Linked DNA regions of Homo sapiens: region 1 is linked to region 2. Evidence: chromatin loops called from intact Hi-C (ENCODE). Cell type or tissue: heart right ventricle. All regions are shown on one strand. Links, peaks and the distances in the headings refer to the core of each region. The heading gives the core; the rest is flanking DNA.

Region 1 (9,411 bases), core at 2,215-7,214, 310 kb after region 2:
TGTTTACTAAAGCTACAGCCAAAAATATTTTTTTTTCTTATTCTAAACTGAGCCCTATAGCAAGTGAAGGGACCAGATTTCCTAATTAAAGGAAGTTAGGTACTTTTCTTGTATTTTTTACCATATCACTGTAAAGAAGAGGGGAAACCCAGCCAGCTACTTTTTTTCATCACTTTTTATTCATAACTTCAGATTTGTAAAACTAATTTCCAAAATATAAGCTGTTTTCATTAGCCAGTTCTATAATATCTTCCTGTGATTTATGTAGAAAATGAACACACCCCTTTTCCATTTAAGACCCTGCTACTGTGTGAAGAGATGATACTTACAAGGAGTGTCATTACCTGTGAGCTGACTGAATGTTGGTAGGTGCTCCATTACAATCCAGGAAAGTCTGTGTTACTGATATTTGTGTGGAAATCTTTATTTCACTTCAATTTAACCATTAGATGGTAAAATTAAGATGCTACTTGTTGGTAAAAATTGGTGGACTGGTTTCAATGGGTAAATGTGTTGTGGCAAATTAATGTGTTGGAATATTGCTCTTTGTGAATTTGTGCTTAAGTCAATGAATGTGTAGTATCTCCTTCTGACAAGCATTCCCTATTGGGATTTTAAAGCTATGTGCACAGAATATTAGTCTCTTCTACATGTTTTATTTTTCTATTTATAATTCCCTTTTTTGTTGTTATATTTTATACACAGAATAGATCTTTTTTCTAACACATATTTGAACTGAATAACAGACTTAAAGAAAGCCTTTGTTCACATTGCTATTTACTTTTGTGTTTGGGGGAAAATACGAGGGATTGATTTTAAATAAAAAACATTCCATCTTTCATTTAATATCAATATCAAAAGAAGAAGACAAACATCTATCTTTCTCATCTATATTTAAGTACCTTTTTGTAATGTAGTATCAAAGTTTTTTAGGTAATGCAAAATTTTACAAATCATTTGTGGAATGAATGGTAAAACTAATCTGATGAAATGGAAAATTATTCTGCAATATTGTAATTCATAGTTTGACTTTTCATAAGCAAATAAATCCCTAGGATGTAATCAGGACTTCAAATGTGTAATTAAATTTTTTTAAAAAAAATCTATTAAATTGCAAGATTTGAATACTTCTTGCATTCTGAGCTGACAAGCCCATGGTAGTCCAAAAATTTGTATTTCAATACCTTTAAAAATATTTTGAGTGATTACAAAGAAAGTTTCTTTTTTTAACACCCAAACACATACACATAATGCTGTGACCATTTGAAAAATAGGATGAAAAACTCTTTTATTTCTACTCTACTTTAAAACATATAATTCTGAAGATACTAAAGAAATATTTGAGACTATAGAGCTGAAAATGTGCTGTCTTTAATGTTCCTTAGGCTTCCCTTCGAGTGATCCAAGGGTGAAATATATGTGAGTGAAATTATCAGATGGGTTACTTTATTTTTACTTAATTCTGAATTTTCATTAAAAATTCCCAAATAATGTTTAAGATAACAATGTAGAAATTTTTAAATAATGACACCAAAAAGAGATTAACTGCTGCCTTCTAGAATCCCAACATAGCAACAGCCCCTTCAAGAAATTTAGATATATATACAATTAATGCTCATTATTAAAAGAGAAAGATCTGGGACTAATAATGTTTTAAATGCTTTGCACATGTTAACTAATTTCATTATTTAACAACTCTGTTGGGCGAGGTATTATTATTATCTCATCCTACAGATGAGAATGTTGAAGCTCAGAGATGTTAAATAATTTCCCCAAGGCTATGCACATACTAAGATGGTGAAGAGCTAAGAAAACAGTCTGTAGTTTTCCTGCTATGGTGACCATTTCCATGACTTTGGCATCTTTTAGATAACACAGGGGGATTCTGAGGCTTGGAAAAGATTACAGGAGTGAAGAAAAAGCATTGAACTGGAAGTCAAAGACTTCATTGGAGATACGGTGACTAGATGACTTTAAAGTTCTCAATTAGTCTTTTGACTTCTTTGACTGTAAAATTAGGAGGTGAAGTCAGCTGATCATCAAGGTCCCTTTTAACACGAACATTCCATCCTAGGTATGTGGAAAGAGGAATGAATACCATTTGCTAACCTTCAGAGCACAGGTCTGATTCTCAAACAGAATCTGTATATATTAATCTATGGATTGAAAAACAGCTTTTCTATTGATATTCCTAGTAAGTCTTTCATTTTTAAGCCCTAAAGCTATATTTCCATCTGCTAGAAGCAGAGCTCTGATCTCCATATGATTCATCAAGAATGACTTCCCTAAATGGTATAAACGTCTACACTTCCAAATCACTTTCATTATCCAATTGGCACACCCCATCTAAAACTTAATTGATTTCAGATTCTCTGAGTTGCAATTGTATTAAAACCCAGGAATGGTAAATGCACCAATGATTGCTTGCAAATAGCTATAATAAATATATGATTCTGTAGAAAGCTACTGGCAAAACACTAGCTGACACTGGTAATAACAGTGTAGGCAATCATAAAATACCTCTTATGTAGACCACGTGACATGTAGAGTTCCAGCAGGCTACCGTTTCCCATTGCTGTGAATGACCATGTTGGCCATGCTGTGAATGCATGGCATTTATAAAGCAAATATTATTTTCAGAATGTCAAGCCATAAATTTCTTACCACATTTCTGTGGGTGAAACATCTTAACACTGTAATCATTCCACTGGCATTAAAAATGAGACCAGCAGGCTAGCAAAACAATATGAGTAATTGACTCAAGTGAGTTAAAACAATAATTTTAAAGCAATGGTTTGTTCTAATACAAGCATAGTTAAATTTCCTCCCTCCCCCACCAAAACACTGAAATGAACAATGGTTAAGTAAGTAAGGTAGTTCTCATTGTCCGTATAAGGAAGAAGGGATGATTAAAGGGTAGACACTGTTCCTTCTCTTCTTAACTTCTGCTCTTTTCTCTCTCCCTTGTAAAATAATTTAGTAAGAACAGTCACAGTTCTACAATAACCACTTCGATGTATGGATCATGTAGGAAAGTAGACTCAAGAAATAGTTTCAGGACTCCCCTGAAAAGTTTGTCAGCATGATATGCACAGCAGGACTGAAGAAATAACTTCTACGTTGAATCTGTTCCACCTTTCCATATTTGAAGTAACTGTAAGAAATAATACAAAGTATATAACCCTGCCTTATATTTTAAGAATGCCTTTGTAATCTACTAGATGGGTCAACAAACACACATGAAATTAAAAATAGAGAACAACAATTAGGTATCCACATGGGTGGGGATAATATTTACAAAGTATTGGTATGGGGCTTAAATGGCTTATGTATGTAAATATCAAGCATTGTATACAGCATATAACAGACATAATAGTAAATAACAGTAGCTATTATAATTAATAATAAATGTACAAGTCGTATTAGTATACCCACTAGTAGTATATAATCTCTTGGAGCTAGAATAGCTCTAAAATGTCATTTTGCCCAAAACGCACATCAACAAATTCCTTCTATAGATTTTAAGCAGGAATCATCTAGCAATAGGAATGGTTACTACCTGAATCCTGCCAGTGATAGGACAGGTCACCACTTAATGCTAACATGTTTTCCTCATAACAAGTTGAAGTCTGTCTCCCTGTAATATCTACCCACCAAATCTATACAATAAAATCAATACTCCTGCACTGACTTATTTTATTAGTGTTATTTTATTGAAATGAAGGAGGGGATGGGGAAGAGCAATTTCCATTTGTCTCAAACATAAGACCATGAAAAATAACCCATTCAGACAGAATTATGACATAAAGGGAAATTTATGAAGGTGGCACAAAGGACATCAGTTTTAAAAGATTAAGAATATATCCATTAGAACCCAAATATTCATGTATGAGTTAAACTGATGAACTAGCTAACTCCTTCTGATGTCTATGTTGGTTTTAATCCTGTACCACCTCTTAAGTATGATTCGGCCTTCTGAAAAGTAACATTGCTGAAACTCTGCATTATGTTCTAACTCAATCTGATGACAACCAGACTCAGATTACTTAAGAGCATAGCTGTGCTCCTAACAAAATATTACTACAGCTGCCATGGGTTTGTCTTGGCTAAGGCACTATGAATTCTGCAGTGCAATACCAAAGAATTGGAAGAAAATGTCAGTCTGTGAATTCCCGTTGTGACTTTGTGATAAGTGTTTCATTGAGGTGGAAAAAGAAGTCATTCTCTCAAACAATATAATCACTTAACTAGGGTTTCCAGAACTGCTTTTTTAACCTTAAAACAAATTTAATCTCCAAGCCCTTGCAAGTTGTAGTATGACTTGTTACCAGCATAGTATATGAAGAGACCACAGAGAAAGCTTCAAAGTCCTCTATACCCTCCACACAACTTCACCAACTAGCATATTAGCAATACTAAAAATTTCTTTAGGTAGCAGACACAACTTATCTTCATAAAATCCTCTCTCTCTCTCTCTCTCTCTCTCACTCAGATTTTTTCCTTCTTTTGATTGCACTTTTAATCACATACCAGCAAAGATAATCTCCAGCAACTACATGTTCACAAAATCCCTATTTCTATAGTTACAGAAGGAGAAAACCCCAGTATTAATATCAGTCCTCACAAAAGCCAGATCTCTTTGTATCTGCTGTCCACTACTGGGCCCACCAGTATGGCTCAGAGGATAGTAAACTCTTTGGGGCCAGACCTATAGCATGGCATTACATGCCCGCTTCTGTAATGATGGAGGCAGGGCATGTGATTATCTGCCACACTAAGTGGAAGTCAGATAATTCCTCAAAGGTCAACTGGTGTATGTAAAGAACAGAAGAAGGGATGCTGGGCAAGTAAGAACAGCAGATGTCCACTACTGGAAATGTGAAAAAAAAAACTCACGCCAGAGTCTTGTCCCAAAATCTTCTCCCAGATTTTGGTTGAAGGTCCCACATATATGGGAAGGAAAGCAAGTATTACTGAAAGCGTAAAAGAGCGAAAGAACCAGTGCTCAAAATTTACTTTGCAATTTTTACATGCATGAGTCACTCAGTAATCTCATACAATTTAAAAGGAGGGAAAAGCATTTCCGATTTTCACTAAGTGAAAGATGCAGGAATATTTTTATTTTAGCAGAAGACAAGAAGTTCCCTTAGAAAAAGATAGTAGGGGGCAACTGATATAATAAGAGTTTATAGGAAACAAAAACTAGTTTAAGAGAAAGGAAGGGAGTGATAATATGTGAGGAATCATTCAGAATTTTAAAACTCTAATTTAAGCAACCATTACTATTCATGAGATACTAAGGAATTTCTCTGCATTTTTCTTAAGGCTGTTGTCCCTTGCGTTGAGTAGTACCTATTTGGTCTAGCACAGATTCAATTGCCCTGTTACCTGCTTATTTTGGAGTAAATCAACTTTAAGGAGCATGAAGAAGATGAAGGAATGAATTCTCCTTCTCCCTACCTCTTAGTTTTTTTCTGACATCATAACATTTAAGAAAGTGAGTCCTCCTTGGACCATCCAGTGATATTTCTTATCACAGATAAATCAACAGAAAGCATTACTTACCCCACCTACCATCTGCAACACTGTGGTTATTTCAACACCTCATCATCCATGTGATAACCTCATGTAAGGTCTGCCCAAACCCATCAGCCTCCTCTAGTTGGACAATCATCAAATCTCAACCCTTTTACTTGCTGCATTAAAATTCTAGCAGTTTCTACCAGGCAGCTGCAAACCCTGACACTTAGTTCCTTCTCATGGTGAGCAAATAAAATAGGCCCTCCCCGTGCCTTCTGGAGCACGGCAGAAGTATCATTTTGGAACAATTGACAGTGTCTGTCTCTAACCAAAAGCATTCAGCTGCTGTAGCTAACATCTAGCAATACTGAGAAGAAAACAGGGAGTTCAGACTGGGGACTGATGTAAAATAGGTCCCTTCCTTTCTATCAGTTGTGACAGATGCAGAATTTGGTGCCAATTCTACATTTAGGTCCATCTCCAGAAAGTCATAATCAGCTGTGAAGTTTCAGCATTCCTAGAAAAAGTGAATGCTGTAAATATAGCTCAGGTATCTGCCAACAGAAATTCCAGGAGCCAGATCTAGGCTGGTCAGTCGGGGCCACTTGTTACGGATTGGTTTTCTGCTAACACTAACAGAGGCTTTCCCTTTTCCAATTCTCAATTTCTTTGAAAATGTCACACTATCTGGCTGAGTAAATAACCCTTTGAATACTAACAATCCTCAAGTTCACCTGGCAAACATCCAAGACTGTTTAGAAGATTTCACTTGGTATGTTTGAGAAGCCACATGTCCAAATTATCCAACGATGAAAATACACAACTGTCTCCTCTCTTAAGAAGGAAGTCTTTTAATAGTTGAGTAGCCTCAAAAACTCCTGGCATTAACCACCAAAATTGATTTGCAAAAATCCCATGGGGAACCGGAACAAAGGGACACTTTGCAAGACCAGGGAAAGCCAGCAAGTTACTCTACCTCTGATATCACTGTAGTCCAAGATCCCTGAAAAGCAGCCACTGGAAAATTAAAAGCTATCTTCATGTGGTCATTCTTGCCATTTTCATTTTTGTTTTATGGGAAGCAGTAAGTCAAACCCAGCCCAAACCCTTGCATTTGCAGGCATCAAAGCAAGCTAAAAGGAGGAGATTTCTCATTCAGCAAGGGACTGCAGAGCAGCCTTTATTAAGGAAGACTTACACTCCTAAGAAAAACTAGTAACGTTTTGCTGCTGCTGATGACTTGGATTGTGGAGGCAACTGGCCCTTCAAGTCTATTTCCCACTGTCACTTTATACCTCAGCCATTCCAGTCAAAGGCCATCCCCAATGTTCCAAATTTTCTCACACCTCTGGGCTTTTGCACTTACTGTTTCCTCTGTTTCAACCTTCTCTGATCTCCCTTCTCTCCACTTGGCTAACTCATACTCATCCTTTAAAGTTTAGCTCAAACCTCACCTGCACCAAGAGGTGATTCCTAACCTCCTGTGTCCCAGGCTAGCTGCCTATCTTCTATGTTTCACAAACACCCTGTTGCAGTGCCTCCAAACTCTTAGTTTACACTCTTAAAAATAATAATAATTATATATCCTACTGTATTCGTCTGTTTTCATGCTGCTAATAAGGGCATACTCGAGGCTGAGTAATTTATAAAGGAAAGAGATTTAATTGACTCAGTTCCAAATGGCTAGGGAGGCCTCACAATCATGGCAGAAAATGAAGCAAGAGCAAAGGGACATCTTACGCAGTGACAGGCAAGCGAGCTTGTGCAGGGGAACTCCCATTTACAAAAACATCAGCCCTCGTGACACTTATTCACTACCTCGAGAACAGTATGAGGGAAACCACCCCCACGATTCAATTATCTCCACTTGGCCCCACCCTTGATACGTGGGGATTATTACAATTCAAGGTGAGATTTGGGTGGGGATATATAATTATTATTTTTTAAGAATGTACACTAAGAGTCTGGAGATAAAGTAGAAAGATGTTCATAGCATGTTTCACAATAAAAGATTCTTAAGGCAAGTTTCATCTCTCCTAATAGTTTTTCCTAGGACCGGCCCCAGCCTTAGCTCTGCCAAATGGAATCTCATAACTAAGATCAGTTCTGGGAAGATTTAAAAGCATCCAAATCAGAGGAATGTGGATGAGGTGTCAAGAGACTAATGTGGGTTTTTATCACTTGCTCCCAGTTCCTTTCAGGGAGCAACCTCTGAGGAGGATTCCCATCCACTCCCCCAAATGGTGAAAGAAGGGATTTGGTCCCAGTGTTGAATCTCACCTAGCATGTCTGAAATCCCAGAAACTGCCTGTTAACATAGAGGCATGAGGCTGAGCAAGGAAGTGTCTGAGTTTAGAAAATTCAGAGTCACCCAAAAAGAAAACAAGAGGTACGGAGAGAGATGCAGATAAGCAGTAGAGAATGAATATATACATTAGAACCAGGGTTGTTAGCAACAGGGCTACATGCAAAAGTGCCAGAAACGGAACCCAAGTTCCTCTGTTTCTTTCCCCAGAAAAGAGTCAAGAAACGGGGCTCTGATTAAACACACACTCTACGTATATTCACACTTTTATGCGAGGATTTTCCAGCATTTATTTTAACTTCAGATTAAGGACCTAAACATGAGCTATCAATTCAGAAAGTGAAAATATTATTTATCCTTTACTTTCTCCAATTGCTAGCAAATCGGAAAAAGTACGACTATTACCTGATATATGGCTTAATGTTATTATACCGGAAACATTTTTATTCTCCTAAAAAGAAAAGATGACTGTAGATGACCAACATTTTCTTCATATGGTGAAACACTTTCTGCTCTCACAAAAATAATCTGAATACTCAGAAAGTCTGATGTGGTGGGAAAAGGGCCATAGTGTTTCAGAAGTCTGCACATACACACACACACACACACACACACACACATACACACACCTTCTGGAAGAAATGGCTTATTCAAGTTTTTCACCAGGCAGGCCACATCCACAGCCTAAATGAGTTGCAGCTGCTCTGTTCTAGACACATTGAAGAGGGTGAAAGTAGGGGACAGAAGTTTCAGAAACTGTCCCTTCTTATAAGTAAGTCATGATTGATTACTATCATAATTAAAATATAGAATAAGAAAACTCTGATGTTCAAAGAAAAGGATCAGGATAGTGATGTTTTTCTGCCTAAAAGGAAATCACTAATGATCCAGACATCAGTATAATTGACTGGAAATTAAATAAAACAGCAACAAGCTGAAAAACACATCAGGGAGTGTCATACCATAATCGGGGATCATTTTTCCCACCACCACTTAACATAAGCTTCAAGAGGTGGGAAAGCGAATTGCCAGGCCCCTTTCTGCATTCTGTGGGTTCCAGCAGCTCCTTTAATCTGTTCAGCTGAGTTCTGGCATTGACTGCCACAGGGTTGGAACGAGGACCTGACTCACTTATATGTATTTGACATTGTCAGGATTTTTTCCCCAAATAAATAAAATATGCCACAAATCATGTATTTTTTTAATGTCACAGTTTGTCACATAATAAGGCCTCTTCTGTAACATTTTTTCAAATGTCAGTGTCATTTCCTGGGCAAATAACAGAGGGAAGTAGGTTTTCTAACATCTTGGCCAAAACTGGTTGAGTTCCAAGGTGGCTCTGTGTCAGGGTCCTTTCCTGACGTGACTTATGGTACTATTTGGAGAGTGCTTTCCTCAGATCATAAAAGGTGGACAAGAAAAACCTCGGAAAGATTTGCTGTAGGCATTCAGGATGTCCACTGAATAAATGTGAATTATTACAGCCTAAAACTTAATTCTATAGAGTAAGGTTGGATGCTTAGCACATGGTCAAAAATAATGAAAAGGGAGACAACCATGGTGACAGGTGATGTAGAAATAAATGG
Region 2 (9,411 bases), core at 2,314-7,313:
ATGCACCTAATGTGGAACTGTAGATCACTTCAAAGTGAGTCAGCTTCAACATTCACAGAAATATAATAGTAAGGAAGCAGTGTCTAAACTAACTTTCCTGTTGTTCCTGGAAAAATAGTCATAATAGGGCAAAAGCAGTTACTTGCTGTATTATTCAGAGCATAAATTATATACTCCAAAATATAATTAGCACTTGTGTCTGTAACAGATAGCTACATTTTCTGGTTATGTATCTATCAAATTTTCATTTTAATAGTGATGACTCATAATGAAATTATGCATTCATTGTTCCATTCATTAAACCATTTCACTGGCGGGCTGTGCACGTAAACTGCAAATTCTGTGTATGTGTGATCACACCACTCTCCCCCAGTCTCCAGTTCTTAACCTAATATTTGTTAACACACACAAATTCTTTCCAGAACAAGTTCTCTGATGTACATTCAGGGAGCAGATGCTGTTGAAATGTTATCAAGTTACAGATGCACAAAATATTCTTGCTGAATGTGTTTGGTAATATAGCTCTGAAATATCACTTCAGTCCCTGCCTTCTGCCGGCCCAAACTTCACTCTCTGGGGAACCATCCAGAAAAGTAATGCTAAGAGTTACTAAATTCACTCCTCCGATCAGCTGTTTTCAAAATGGTAGAACAAGCTTTCAACAAATTCAGCATAGGTTTCTCTCTTGTTGAAGAAGGTATGAGCTTCAAAGACACTTTATTATCTGAAACTTCATGATAGAGGTAAAACTAAAGGAACAGCTATTGAAATGTGATCCAGAAAACAAAACAAATGCAAGAAAGAGATTGTATCTTATATGATTCAACAGGAGAAATTTTTCTCTCTTCTACCTCCCCTAGAGAGGTTCTTTTCATGCTTCCTTTTCTTCCTATCCCTTTTCTCCTCTCTTTCCTATTGTGGCCCTCTCCTCATCTTCAATCATGCATCTCCCTCTTTCTTCCTGCTCTGTGATAACTAACATTTATTTCAGTACATCTCTTTGTAAAGAGCTTCACTCATACATTATGTCCTTTCATTCACATCACTGCAGTCTTAGAACAGCCATTGCTATCATTTCATTTGAACACAGTGAACTGGAAACAGGCTAGCAGAACTGTTTCCAAGTCAGGCTGCCTTATTTCAAAGCCTGTGCCCTCTTCCAATACCATGCTATCTCAAGAAATTCTTTCCTTCCTTCCTCATAAATCTCTTTTCTCCTTTTTCTCTTCTTTCTCCTCCTTCAGCGTCCCTTCCTCATTTCCTGCTCCTCTTTCACTACCACAACAAACCATCTTATGCTCCATCCCCATTCCCATCTGAACACTGCTCCTTCCAGAAACCTCCTTTATTCTCAGATGGGTCTGAGTTAGGGGCTTTCTTTGCTCCTCCAGGAACAGAGCCTCCAGAAAGCGTCACTAACAATCCCTGCCCCAGGCCCACCTTCTCGCTTTATCCCATTATCAAAATCTTATTCATTTATCTCTTGTATTTTTAGCCACTGTTTTCTGAATTAGCCACAGATAAAAATTGGAGGGAAGTATACGACTGGGGTATTTTTTCTGATCCCTCCTCTCTGCTTTCTTCCCCTCCCCTCTTCTCCCTTCTCTTCTCCTCTCCTATTCTCTTCTCTTCTTCTCTTCTCTTCTCTTCTTTTCTCTTCTTTTCTCTCTCTAAATCATATAGTGGTGGTGTTTAGGTTATAATTTAAACACTTCCTTACATTTGAAAAAATAACTGTGAGATATAATTTGTAATATTACTTTTCCTTTTTTTTTTTTTTTGTTTTGTTTTGTTTTGTTTTTTTGAGACAGAGTTTCGCTCTTGTTGCCCAGGCTGGAGTGCAATGGCACGATCTCGGCTCACTGCAACCTCCACCTCCCGAGTTCAAGTGATTCTCCTGCCTCAGCCTCCCGAGTAGCTGGAATTACATGCATACACCACCATGCCCGACTAACTTTTTGTATTTTTGGTAGAGACGGGGTTTCTCCATGTTGGTCAGGCTGATCTCGAACTCCCGACCTCAGGTGATCCGCCTGCCTCGGCCTCCCAAAGTGCTGAGATTACAGGCGTGAGCCACCGTGCTCAGCCCCATTATTATTAAAAGAGAATATCACAAATACTTTTCCCCTGAAATAATTCTTCTATTACAAATGTTTGGATTATTTGCTTGCCTATAAAAGACAGGATTTTCATAAAATCTTTAAGCATTGTTTTTCAACAATTTCTTTTCGGAGTTTTTATACTCACACTTCAGTGGTATCAGTTACTCCAATTACAAACTGTGAAGTTGAGGTACTAAAGAAAATAATTTTGTATTCGCTGGACTCCTCACAACTGTGAAAATTTAATTACGCTGGTGAGAAATAGTTCCTCTTGGATGACCATGAGGCTAGTGAAATGTCTTGGACTCTTAACATAAAAGAATTTTTTTTCTTTTACTACTTGGAAAACTGAAAATTTGAAAAAGTCTTTTTCTCTTTTTCCTACCAATTTAATGGGCAAAGATTTTTTTTTTTTTTTAATTTGAGTTGCAATAAGTATTTTCTGACTTTGGTTGTCCCAGGAAAACCACTATAAGGATACTCAAAGAGAACAAAATTATGGTTTGTGATACTAGGACAGTTTTCCTCTAAATCACGTTTTATTCCTGAGAAGAAACTGTAACCAGTCAAGTAACAACTAAAACTCACACACCATTAGGGCATATTCAAACTGACAACTAGGAGTTTAGAAAAAGAAAGGTTTGAGAACACCCTGGGTAACATAGTGGACCCCTGTCTCGAAAGAGAGAGAGAGAGTGAGAGAGAGAGAGAGTGAGAGAGAGAGAGAGGAAAAGAAAAGAAAGAGAGAGAGGGAGAGAGGGAAGGAGGGAGGGAGAGAGGGAGGGAGGAAAGAAGGAAGGAAGGAAGACAGAGAGGGAGGGAGGGAGGGAGGGACAAAGGAGCAGAGGAAACAGCGTCTTTGCTTTATCAGACATCTGAGCAATTCAGATATTCAGTTATTACATATAATAAAATAATGGATGCTATGACCCGATCATTAGAGCATTTCTAGATTACAAAACTACCAATAATTAAGTAGTGGTGATTTATAATCATTCTCTCTAATATTTTGTTGTAGTAGTTTGTAGCAGTTTTTGTTTGTTAATTGCTACTCATTTTTAGTTCTATAGGCCAGTATAATACATGTCCATCCATATTACATCTGCTGCTCTCTTTAAGCCCTTCCCTGGAGCACACCATCTAGTTTCCGTAGTAACTACTACAATACTATTGCTCCTGGAGTAGCAGGAAGAAAGGAAATGCGGAAGAGAATGAATAAATTGTGTAGTTCTATTAAGAACTTTCTCCGCTTCCTTACTTGCAAAGGTACTTAACTTTTCAGAGTAGCACTTCCAGCTAACTGATACCCTCTTCTCTGACCAATGTTAAGAAATCCCTCTTCTATCTTCCATGATCATGACTGTCCAAAGTGGAGCAAGATAACGTACACATTCCCATTCTTTCCATCCATCATTCATTCTTGCCGTTTGACAGTTGTGCATGGCATGTGATTGCTTCAGCCTGAAACACAAAGCTTTGTAAGTCAGCATAAAATAAACACTTTATGCACTGAATGATCCATTCAGTCTAGTTGATCTATAATTTGAGATTTTGTGTACATGTGTACCTTAAGTCATATCTCAGTAATAATGAGAACTTTTCCTATTTGGATTGATTTTCATACCTAACTCCAGAGAACACTTATTTTTGTAACTGGGAAGAGCAGGAATCCCTTACTGGGAGTGAGAAAATTGTTTGGAGAATCCTAGAGTGTTTACTACCAAGTTCGCTTTCCATATAGAAAATATCTATTTGGCTCTCTCTCCTATAGTTAAGGAGGATTTGGAAATCTGATCCAGTGCAGGGCGATGTCGGTCTGGGAAGGAAGACTGTGAGCCCTCTCTCCCTTTTTAATATGAGAATTCGAAAGCAGTGGGGAAGTGATGTTGGACCTATCACAGCATTGCTAACAGACAGCCTATTACAGTATTTAATAAAAACAGAAACAGCATGCCTATCATAGGCTAATAAATCCTACCTCCTGCACGCTTTAAAACAGTATGAAGCAGCTTTAACGGAGCTCCAGATAACTAATTTCAAGCATGGCTGTCTAGCGTGCCTGTCACTCCTATTGTCCTTCCAAACTCTTTCAGACATTTTGAGCAGGGAGTATTAAAGCTATGAGTTAGAAAGGGTTGTGACATTAATGGTCCACAAAGGCTTTAGGCACAAGAGGTAATGATGATTACCGGTGGCTATTTGGAGGACTGCACCGGATCGCTGTCATTAAAAATTAAGCGTGGCTTTTGAGGAAGATGTGACAACTACCGGAGGTAGGATTTGCATGTAAAACAAAGGAATCTGTTGCTGTTTCATGCTTTTTGTTTGTTCTGTGGCGTGAGGATCGTGAATTGCAGCCAGGTGCGGAGTGAGAAGCAGCAAGAGGAGGGAGAGGGGAGTGGGAGACGCTCTGCTTAGAGCAAAACACAGTGGACAGTATTATGTTTTATGGCAGAAATGCCTCCAGGACAAACTGGCTCCAGGCTTACAGCTTGCTGAGTGTGCATTCCACGTTGCTTTTCCTGTGGAGTAGAATGCTTAGAGGTCACGAAGGAAACACTTTGCCTCTTACCTGTGGTGCCGGCTGGGCTACTGTACTGGTAGGGTCGAGTGAAGACTTTGGTGGGTGGAAGGCATAAAGGTCCAAGAAAAATAAAGAGGAAGCTGTCCTTAAGATTTGAAACCTGTTATTTTATTTCTACAGTCAATGTGTTTTGATGGTCAGAGTCTGATTTTTCAAAGGGGAAATTGGAAGATTACGACAAATTTCCCTGACAAAGAACTATTTCCTATGTAATCCATTATAAAAGAAAATTGGGTACCTTCGTCCGTTTTGCATATTGAAAGGCTGACCCACACTGTTTGGGTTCATGGTTTTCCTAAGCAGAGTAAGAGTTTTCGACTAAAAGAAGGGGCTTTCTCTCGGTTCCTGCTCTTGCTTTTCAACAACTGCTGGGGCTGCAGATGGAAATGGTGATTAGTTAGAGGTTATGGACTTGACATTTTACCTTTCTGTTTTGTTTTGTTTTTTAAATGAACAGCATAAAAACACAATTCTCCTTCAAAGATGGGAGGGGCAGTTGGGTTCCAAAGTCCAGTCGATAATGAATAGATTTGCAGAGGAACTTATTATACTGCTTTGTACTTTATATGGGATCGGTATAGCACAATCAGAAAAGGAAATGTCAGGAAATCACAGGCTGAGATTTCTAAGGCAAAAGTACAATGATCAGAAACCAGTGTTTTCTCAACTTGATCTATGGTGCAAATTTCAGTCTTTGTCATTGCATATGACCCTCAATGTGAAGTGGCAGAAACATAGTAAGTGAATTTCTCAGTGCTGTTGTGTTGTTTCCCCAGTGGACTTCACAAACTCCGAGCTGTAAAGATGTTGCTTTATATTCTGAAAAACTCTGTATTCTGAGGCATAGATTGGTTATAACGAATGGCAGATATGTGAAATAATTATAAATTTATAAAAGAATGCAATATTCTTCAAATGCATCTAAAACTTCCATACTAATGCAGAATTAACTAGAAATAAAATTGGAAGATGATTAGAGTATGTTTGTTTTCAGCTAAATACTGCAATTAAGGATAAATAGGGCTTTTGCTCTTCTCTGATGCAGTTGAGTTTGTGTATTTGTGAGCTTCTATATATATACTGTAATCCACATACAAAGTTGAAATCATTGCCCCATAGTAGATGGCATCTATGTTACAGTTTCCTGTTTGTTTTTCCTAACAGTGTGGTGGATTTTACTGAACCAGCCGAACTCTCTTGGCTGGTCTTTACGTGACCAGACCACATGTCCACGAAATGACTGTATGGAATTCTTGGTGCATTTGATAGCTATGACATCGTTTTCTGCTTCTATGTTACCAGTGAAATGTGTGCCCTTGACCTTGTGAAGTCCCTTCTCCAGCCAACTGACCAGTCAAGAATGCATGTATAGAAAGAGAGAGCTCAAAATACACAAACAAAAATACACACATACATTTTACTTACTGTTGTTAGAGGTTTACAAATCGATATTATTTCTATTATTTTCATTAATTTCATTAAGGGTAAAAGGACTTTCACTGCCTCTGGTCTTACCGATATCTTCTGAATCTAATTGCATCAAGTATTTACTTTAGAGGCAATTCGTGCCTTGAAAGTTGTCAACAGGAGAAATTATTTTGCTATGGTTATGCTCATAACACTTTACTGATAAACTAAAATGAATTTTCACAATTTTCACAGATTGATGAGGAAAAAGTTTCCGTATTCTTGATGATATATGTGTCTGAACTGTATGCCCACAACCTGAAAAATATAGAGGAGATATGGTGCTTGTTTTTTTTTCTTTATAAGCTGTGAGGAAAGCCAAACCAAGTAATTTAGTCAAAACAATCTACTTTATATCACAAATTAATTTTATTGCCTGTTTACATTGGTAGATACCAGCCAAAACATTTTGAGATATCTTTTTCTTTCAGCTTCTTCTACATCTAGTAATAAAAAACAAACAATTCTCCAGCTATGCAAAAAGCAAGTCTGCAGTCCCCCTTGATATAAAAAATAAGCACAGCTTTAGTCAGTCTTGTTTCCTCAGTCCCCATGGGTAACACAGCCATCGTATCAGTCACCAAGACACTTAGAATCCAGAGTTGTCCTTGTTCTCTGTCTCTCTTATATACACAGACAGTCATCATCCTACTTTATTGGAAGATATTGGACCAGATATTTCTCAAACTAACACAATCTTCCCTTTGATCATCTCTCCCTCTCATCAAAATATAATTAAAAATAAAGCTTCCAAAAATATTTCTGCTATGATATCAAATAAAAAAGCAGACTGCAAGAATGTGTATATAATTTTGTTAATGCATATGTGTGTATGAAAAAAACTAGAAAAAAATGCATCAAAATTTTAACAGCAGTTATCTCAGTGAGGCGGAATTGGTGCATTTTATTCTCTTCATACATTTGCACGGTTGCATTTTTTTTCAAAGAGCATCTATTATATCAATAGTAAGAATAAGACATATCATAAAAGTTTATCTCCAGCCCCTGTTGCCATCTTTGTCTGTGATCCTGCTGCATATCATGTAGTATGTCTTCACCTCAAATTCCAAAGTCATTTGCTTGTCTAAGCACAACTGATTAAAGATGCCATTCCATTGTCAAATCCTCTTCATCCTTAGGTTTCTTGGTACTTCAAGAAAAACAGCATTATCCTTTTTCAGGGACTGACTCCTACCTCTTAACTCAGGTTTCTGAAAAAAGGGGAAAGAGAGAGAGAGAGTGTGTGTGTGCGTGTGTGTGTGTTGAGTGTGCATGTGTGCGTGTGTGTGTGATTTCTCCTTATTTTATAAACAGAGACTTTTTCAATCTCCTGCTGGTTCCTTATTATTTCCTAAACCTTTAAATATTGGAGTGTTCCATGGATCAACTATAAATTTCTTCTTTATCTATACTTAAGCCCTAAATGAGTTCAATCAAGTGTCAAGCCCTCAGAAACTTCCCGTATACAGAGCTCTCAAATTCTAATCCCTAACCTTGACTTTTCCTCTAACCTCCATACTTACATATCCAACTACCTACATAACATTTCCACTTAAATGTCTACAGGCATCTCACACAGGATATGTTCAAAATCAAAGTTCGGAATTCCACAAAATGTCCTCCTTCTATATTTTTCTCCATCTGTGTAAATGGGAACTTCACTGTTGCACTTGCTCAGAAGAAAAACCTTGGAGTCCTCTGTGATCCTCTCTTTCTTTTGCACATCACAGGAAATCCTAAGGCCTCTACCTTCAAACTGTGCCTAGCTTTAATTATTTCTTGTCATTTCCACTGCTACCACTCTGGGCAAGTCACTACCAACTCTCACATTATTACACATTTTTCACAGTTGGTCTCTTACTTCTGCCTCCCTTCTCCCACCCACACGTTCTATTCTCTACCCAACACTGGTGGTCATTTCAATATTGACGTTAAGTCCTACCTTCTGCTCAAAAGCCTCCAATGTCTTTCTGTATGACTGCAGACAGAAGCCAAGGCCTTACAGTGGCCCATGTGCCCTGGAATAATCTGGTTCCTCCCTGTACCCTTCTGCTACCATTCTTTTCCATTCCACTGCCACCACGCTGGCCTCCTGGGCTAGTGCTCAAATCCACCAAGCACTCTCAAACCTCAGAGGCTTTGACTTGCTCTGCCTGCTGCCTAAAGAATTCTTCCCCTGCATAGTCACTTGACTCAGTTCTTTACTTTTTTTCAGGTTTCTGCTGAATGTCAGAAAACTTCCCTGAAAACACCTTTCAAATCACACCCCTTTGTACACTTCTTATTCCCAGACAATGCTTTCTTTTTCTCCATAGCATACCATATTATCCCCAGGACATTACATGCTAAGATTTTATTGTCTATCTCCCTTCTCCTCAGTTGTAAACTCTATGAAAGCAGGAATTTTTATTTACTTTCTGAAGTATTCATAGCACGTAGAATAGGGTCTCTTATGTAGTAGGCACTTAATGAGCAATTGTCAAACGAATGAACAAATTATTCAATGTGGTAATTAAATGTTTTCCTTCATCAAAATCCATTAGTAGCATTAGATTCCAAGTATAAGATTTTCAACCTCAGAGTCAGAGCTCTGTGTCATAACACTCTGTTGCTTTTTCCAAAGAGCACCTTCAAGAAAGTTAAGGAAATTTATCAAGATGGTTTTCTTTCCCCTGCCTGCACAGGAGGGGGAAAAAAAATCACATCACTGATTCCAATCCATGTCAAAGCAAATAAAAATTCAATTTGTCTGAATTTGATCTTATCCAAACGATGACTTCTATTTCAAAAAGGACATTTTCACAGATCTCCTATACAAATGACTATAAATGTTGACACGTCCTATATTTTCTTTGCTCTCCCCTGGCAATGAGGAAAGGGATGGTAAAACCAAGTTGGAAGGGATGATTGGGGTCAGTATGGCTTTCTAAGTGTACAAGCCCCAGTAGCCTGTGCAGCAGTAGTAATCAGTTAATACAATCAATAATCGTACTATTCATTTACACTTTCAAAATCAGCATGGTACAATCTCATGGTCTGTTAAACAGTGACCTCTCTACCATTTATACATTTTTTCAATTAATTAAAATATAATAGAATAATCTTATTGTACAAATTGGATTTAAATAATAATGTCCAATATTTCTAGAATGTTTTATAGTGTCAAGAGGTAGTGTGATGTGAAAAGGATGCAGCATCTGAGACAAACACAAGCATTAAGACAAGATAAACTTGGTTTGAATCTCACCTTTTCTACTT

Evidence for each region. A loop is a pair of places that touch in the nucleus more often than their neighbours do. Peaks named below come from ENCODE experiments on the same cell type or tissue, not always from the same donor. Only the 100,000 strongest peaks of a DNase experiment are listed, where the experiment ranks them.
Region 1: it touches region 2 in a loop (4-fold over the local background); 1 of 110 quality-filtered maps calls a loop at or near these places.

Annotation. Positions count from the first base shown.
Region 1 is chr3:178,843,324-178,852,734 of GRCh38, forward strand. The region is part of intron 2 of KCNMB2-AS1 (KCNMB2 antisense RNA 1); the gene reads right to left. It overlaps KCNMB2 (potassium calcium-activated channel subfamily M regulatory beta subunit 2), which reads left to right. Exons shown (of 5, transcript NM_181361.3): 5 at 1-1,106. Among named protein-coding and RNA genes, the nearest start is that of KCNMB2-AS1, 12 kb to the right of the region's middle. In heart right ventricle, for the core only: no CTCF peak of the experiment used is centred there; no DNase peak of the experiment used is centred there; H3K27ac peaks cover 3,337 bases.
Region 2 is chr3:178,532,337-178,541,747 of GRCh38, forward strand. KCNMB2 (potassium calcium-activated channel subfamily M regulatory beta subunit 2) reads left to right here and starts at 4,100. Exons shown (of 5, transcript NM_181361.3): 1 at 4,100-4,375. All of the region lies in intron 5 of KCNMB2-AS1 (KCNMB2 antisense RNA 1), which reads right to left. RefSeq lists an enhancer at 4,661-4,730. In heart right ventricle, for the core only: no CTCF peak of the experiment used is centred there; no DNase peak of the experiment used is centred there; H3K4me3 peaks cover 3,277 bases; H3K27ac peaks cover 2,578 bases.